Linked DNA regions of Homo sapiens: region 2 is linked to region 1. Evidence: read pairs that join two places in POLR2A ChIA-PET (ENCODE). Cell type or tissue: PC-9. All regions are shown on one strand. Links, peaks and the distances in the headings refer to the core of each region. The heading gives the core; the rest is flanking DNA.

Region 1 (2,915 bases), core at 114-2,613:
AATAATTTTTTTAACAAGGGGTCCTGTATTTTCAGTTTCTGCTAGGCCCCTTAAAAAATATATATGCAGTTGGTCATGGTGGGGAATATATGAGGGGCCTGGTAATAAATGGAGTTATGGTTCAGGTGTGGCTTACAGTGAATTCATTGGGTCTGCACACTCATCCATAGTCATTTCCTAGTCTCTGAATGTATGTTTGGAATAGACATTCCTGGCAATTAACACAACCCCACACTGCTTCTTTGGCCAGTGGGGTAAGAGCTATCAGGGTGAATACAGCCAAGCGTAAAGCTCTGAAATTGGTACCCTCTTACACACACACACACACACACACACGCAAAATAGTAAAGCAAAAACAATATTGCATCACAGAGGGTCTGGCAGAAATGAGTGCCACCCTTAAAAACATAAAGAATACAGGGGTGGTGAACCCCATCATGTCTCCATTTAATTCACCATTTTGTCACCTGTAAACAAACAAACAAAAACAATTTGAAGGGTAACTGTGGACTAAGAAGTAGCCCTGATTGCAGCTGTTGGGCCAGATGTGATATCTTTGCTAGACCCCATTTAAATTTCACCAACTGTCCAAACAATGCCTCTTTTTCTTTTAAGGTATAGGAATCCCATATGAAAACATACATTGCACTTATGTGTCGGTCCAGAACAATTCTGCAGCGTTTCACCCTCTCTCATATCTTTTTTTTTTTTTTTTTTTTTTTTTGAGACGGCAACACTTGTTGCCCAGGCTGGAGTATGATGGCACGATCTTTGCTCACTGTAACCTTCGCCTCCCGGGTTTAAGCAATTCTCCTGCCTCAGCCTCCCGAGTAGCTGAGATTACAGGCAGGTGCCACCATGCCTGGCTAATTTTTTGTATTTTTAGTAGAGACAGCATTTCTCCATGTTGGTCAGGCTGGTCTCAAACTCCCGACCTCAGGTGATCTGCCCGCCTCAGCCTCCCAAAGTGCTGGGATTACAGGCGTGAGCCACCGTGCCCAGTCCACCCTCTTTCAGTTTAAAAGTATAGGCCTTTCATTTTGTAGGATGATCATCCACCTGGGTGTGTCCAGTGTTTACCCATGGCCAGACTAGAGCCATAGATTCTTGGAAGGAATACTGCAACAGTGATTCTGTGCTCTTTCTTAGCCCATCGCATCAGGAATACAAGGCCAACCCGTCCCACCACTGGTGACATTTCCCTTGATCACTCGTATTTGGAGTCTGCCAGTTTTCTCGACTGTAAAGTCACCAGTCCTCCCTTTGCATTTGGTTGGTTATTTTGTGCAGAAATATTCTGAGATTATGCCAACACCTGTTCCTCACCAAACTTCTACCTACCAGCCTTAGCATCCATTGATGACCTCGTCTCTATCAGCTACCACAGATTGGGCTGCCAAATGGTAATTATCTATTTCCATTATTCCTTCTACAATTATTAGCTGGCATTCTACTGAAAGGAAGTGTTTTCCCTTTCTCTTATTTGTTTATATAATCATGGATTCATGGATTTCTATTGTAATCAAGGTTTACAATTCTATACTCTTATTTATTTTTATGCTCAAATTGTCCTCCCTTTGGCCAGGGGATACCGCTTCAAGCTAGCTTCTATGTTCTGTCTTACCGCCTCATCATTCTTTGCACATTTTTACATTTTCTGACACAAGAGGATATTTCTGTGCCCCCAGTCCAGTGGGGGCCCGCCTTGGTATTTGGAAACCAAGATCTGAGAAGGGAAGCTTCACTTAAAACATTTTTGAACTTTGCATCTGCTCCCCAATATTTCTGTTTTCTCTAAGTTCCTTCTTGTTTCTTTTTTTCTTTTCCATGCTGGAGGCTTTCTTTAAATGCTTGGCCATTCTTGGCTGTCTATTTGCATGGGAGTGAGGCATTGAAAAGCCTGTGATTAGAAGATATGTATGGAGAAGAGAGGGAGAGGTCATTGACTGGTAGATTTTACTTTAGGGTTTTAGAGTGATCTGGCCAGGCCAATTCATTAAATTTGAGTGACAATCGATTTTTTTTCTGTTTATGGCTCGGTCAGTTTTTATCAGAAGAATCTTCCAGTCTCCTCCCTAGAAAATAGGTACCTAGATGCCAGTGTTCGTAGAGCTGAGTTGAGCAAAGAGCTAGGATCCCACACCTGTTTAGTAGATTCCTATATAATGCCCACATTCTGTATGGAACTTTCACCCTCAGCTGTGCCTGGTGTCGTCAACCCTGGAGTCCCCAAGATTCAGCCTCTTTAAAGAATGAATCTTTAAAGCAGAGGACATACAGAGCATTCAACCTAACTCTTTTACAGATTTTTAACCAGTGCTGTTTTCTGCCTGGTGCCTCTAGCTCCTGAGCTTTTTATTTTGGGAGGTTGGGGGTGAGGTGAGTGAGGCATCCTTTGGCCAGAGTAAGCCTGGTTCTAGACTTTTCCTGGGGATACATTTTGATTTTTCTTATTTCCCAAATCAGTGGTTCTCAGCCAGCGGAATTTTACCCTCAGGAACATTTGGCAATAACTGGAGGCATTTTTGGTTGTCACAACTAGGGAGGGGTGCTACTGGCATCTAGTGGGTAGAGACCAGGAATGCTGCTACAGATGCCATCTACAGTGAAACATTCTATGGCTCAAAATGTCAATAATACCAAGGTTGAGAAACCTTGCCCTAAATCATTTAGTGCAAACACTTCCAGCTTCTAGTTTTTTATGCTACTTCATTTTTTTCTTTTGTTCTCTGTTTTTCTGACTTTTAAAATCACATTGCCTTTTAAAATTATTTAATGTCATTTAGGAGTTGTTTCCAGAGGGAGTGATAGTAAACATAATTGTCTAACTGGCACATTTAACCAGAACTCCTGTGGTGGCATGTGAATTCATATTTGCAAAAGTGTTTCAATTCCTGTCTCAAACACCGGCATAG
Region 2 (2,915 bases), core at 216-2,715, 200 kb after region 1:
ATTTGGGCATTCATTCAAAGAAAATGTTTAGTGCTTCTAGAGGACAGGTAACGTTTCAAAACAACCGCCACCCCCACCACAACAAAACCGTCAAAATATGGTTTATGTATAAAATGTTGACTCTTTTAATATGGATTTATGTTTTCACAAGTATTCAGTAGCTGTTCAAGTATAGCTCTAAAATTACTTCAATGGCCTTTTTTGCTGTCCCTTTTAAACCCCATCAAAGCAACTGAAACTCTGTATTTAATTTTTAAAAAGCATTCTAAAATGTCCAGGTTCTTAAACCCCAAAGGAAAACACAGCAAAGCTAAGTCCTTCACAAGCAGTAACAGAAATGATCTCATTACGCACCATTGTCCAAACACAGCCGCTCTTCAAACAGACCAGGCAGGGAAAGATCAAATGGAGGTGCTGGTTTCTATTTTATCTCTACCTAAAGGTTTTTCTGTTAAGTTGAAACTGAAGCTTATGCTTTTTACAGAGCTCAGTTGTTTTAAAAGGGAAGAAAAACACCTCAAAGAAATTACTTTAGAAGCTAAAAATTATGGTTTAACTAATGTTAACACCATTGATCATAACTTGAAATACAAAATCAGCAATGCAAAAAGACCGGTTAAATGTTCCTACTAATTTCCCCCTCATCTTGGTTTCCTGGCTCCACAAGAACTCTGTTCACAGCAGTTGTTTTAGGGGAAAACAAACCTCTGTGCCACTTAACCCATTAGGAGCTAGTTAGTAATTTGTGTGCTTGATTCCATTCAATGAATGCTTTGTAAGTCTACTAAGAGCTTGGGACAGATCAGTGGAAAAAAAACAAAAGAATCACTGCCCTTATGGAGCTTGAATTCCAACGGGAGAAGGCAAACAGTAAACGTTATAAAAAGTAAACTATACAGTATGCTTGCATTGTTGGAGCTCAGAAAACAATACCCCAAAGTAAAACTGCCATTGCAAAACTGTAACTGAGACAGTGAAAGAGATCTGACCGAACCAACTCCATCTTGCGTGCTCCAAACCGTCCTTATTCATTCCTGGCCATAGGCCAAACTAACTTTGGGGAAAATTAGTTTATATTTTTTTTTAATTTTTTTTTTTTTTTTTTTTGAGACAGAGTCTCACTCTGTCACCCAGGCTGGAGTACAGTGGTGCGATCTTGGCTCACTGCAACATCTGCCTCCAGGGTTCAAGCAATTCTCCTGCCTCAGCCTCCCAAGTAGCTGGGATTACAGGCACCCACCACCATGCCCGGCTAACTTTTGTATTTTTGGTAGAGATGGGGTTTCACTATGTTTGCCAGGCTGGTCTCAATGTCCTGACCTCAAGTGATGCCCCTGCCTTGGCCTCCCAAAATGCTGGGATTAGTTTATACTTTAAAACAAAGATGATAACAACCCTTTCCCAAAACAAACCCCCTTTTTGCCTGGGGACTGGCTTGCCTTGATAGAACTAACAAATTAGCCAAAAGATTAGAAATTATGGTTTAGGAGTCATGCAGCAGGAGGCTACTAGATTCTGACCCTCCCCAAATTGCTCCTGGGAATAACATCACTATCGTAAAGCCAAAAATTAGTGCTTGAAATATTTTGCAGGCCCTGCACATGATGGATCAGCTGGCACCACCCAGATCGATAAACTGGCTCATCTGGTCTTGTGGCCCCAACCCAGGAACTGACTCAGCACAAGAGGACAGCTTCCACTCCCTATGATCTCATCTCTGACCCAACCAATCAGCACTCCTGACTCACTGGCCGCCCACCCACTAAATTATCCTTAAAAACTCTGATCCCCGCATGCTCAGGGAGCCTGATTTGAACAATAACAAAACTCCAGTCTCCTGCACAGTCAGCTCTGTGTGAATTACTCTCTCTATCGCAATTCCTGTGTCTTAATAAATCAGTTCTGTCTAGGCAGTGGGCAAGGTGAATCCACTGGGCAGTTACAAAAGTATGGTGCTTTGGAGGGCTGAGTACTAGGAACCAAAGAAGATTGGAAGGCCTCAGAAGCAAGGTTTCTCTGACCTTCTCCTGTCCTCCTGTCCTCTGCCTGTCTTTATCCTCCCAAAGCAAGTCATAGAAACCAGATGATTTCTCTTCCCCAAGGAGGGGTCATGGAAACTAGAACCTTTCTCCCCGAAAGCAAGTCATAAAACCTAGAAAAGGTCACTCTCTCCCTTCTCCCTTAACGCCCTCACTCCAGAGGGGTCCTGCCCCATATCCAGGGGGAAGGAAAGCTACACAGAGAGGTCAGGAAGAACCTGAACAGACAGACCTTGCTGCCCTGCCCTCAGTTTATAACAGTTAGATCACACTCCTTTGTCCAATCACATTTCTATGAAGATGTCTATTCTTCATGAAACCTAAGCATAAAAACAGACAGTTCTCCCTGGGGCTTTGGGTTTTCATTTCTAAAGTTTCCTGTGTCATGTAAAACTTTGATTTTGCTAAAATAAACATTTATTTATATATATTATAATATTATATATATAGACCCTGATTTCTCCTTCCTAAAGGCATATTGCCAAGATGGCTGTATCTTGAAAGGTGACACATCCTACTGAAGAGCCCTGGGCCCAGAATGCTTAAACCCATGTCTTCAAATCACAGAAGATAATACACTGTTTACACTGCTTCATTTTTCTAACTTGCAGAAGTCACCCTGCAAATCTCCATTTATTGCCACTTTCCATCCTTAATATTTCACTTGGAAATGCTTCCCAGCAATAGTTCTTTCTTTTTACTTGCAAAAAAAAGATCTTCGTTTGGAACTTCCTGCCTTCAGATGAATGTTGTAAACTTTACATTTCTGTTGGCTACAGAGTTGTTGGCTCTTAAAAATGGCATTTGCTTTTAGTTCAGACATAAAACTTTCTTCTCCAGCCTTTCATCACAATTGTGAACCTTACCGACTAAGAC

What was found. ChIA-PET counts read pairs that join two places held together with the same protein. Peaks named below come from ENCODE experiments on the same cell type or tissue, not always from the same donor. Only the 100,000 strongest peaks of a DNase experiment are listed, where the experiment ranks them.
Region 2: POLR2A ChIA-PET joins it to region 1 with 16 read pairs; 2 of 35 experiments call an interaction of 5 or more read pairs at or near these places.

What each region holds. Positions count from the first base shown.
Region 1 is chr6:106,685,819-106,688,733 of GRCh38, forward strand. No RefSeq gene overlaps it. Among named protein-coding and RNA genes, the nearest start is that of LINC02526, 8.2 kb to the right of the region's middle. In PC-9, for the core only: no CTCF peak of the experiment used is centred there; no DNase peak of the experiment used is centred there.
Region 2 is chr6:106,886,740-106,889,654 of GRCh38, forward strand. No RefSeq gene overlaps it. Among named protein-coding and RNA genes, the nearest start is that of CD24, 87 kb to the right of the region's middle. In PC-9, for the core only: no CTCF peak of the experiment used is centred there; a DNase peak (open chromatin) is centred at 1,692; H3K27ac peaks cover 1,690 bases.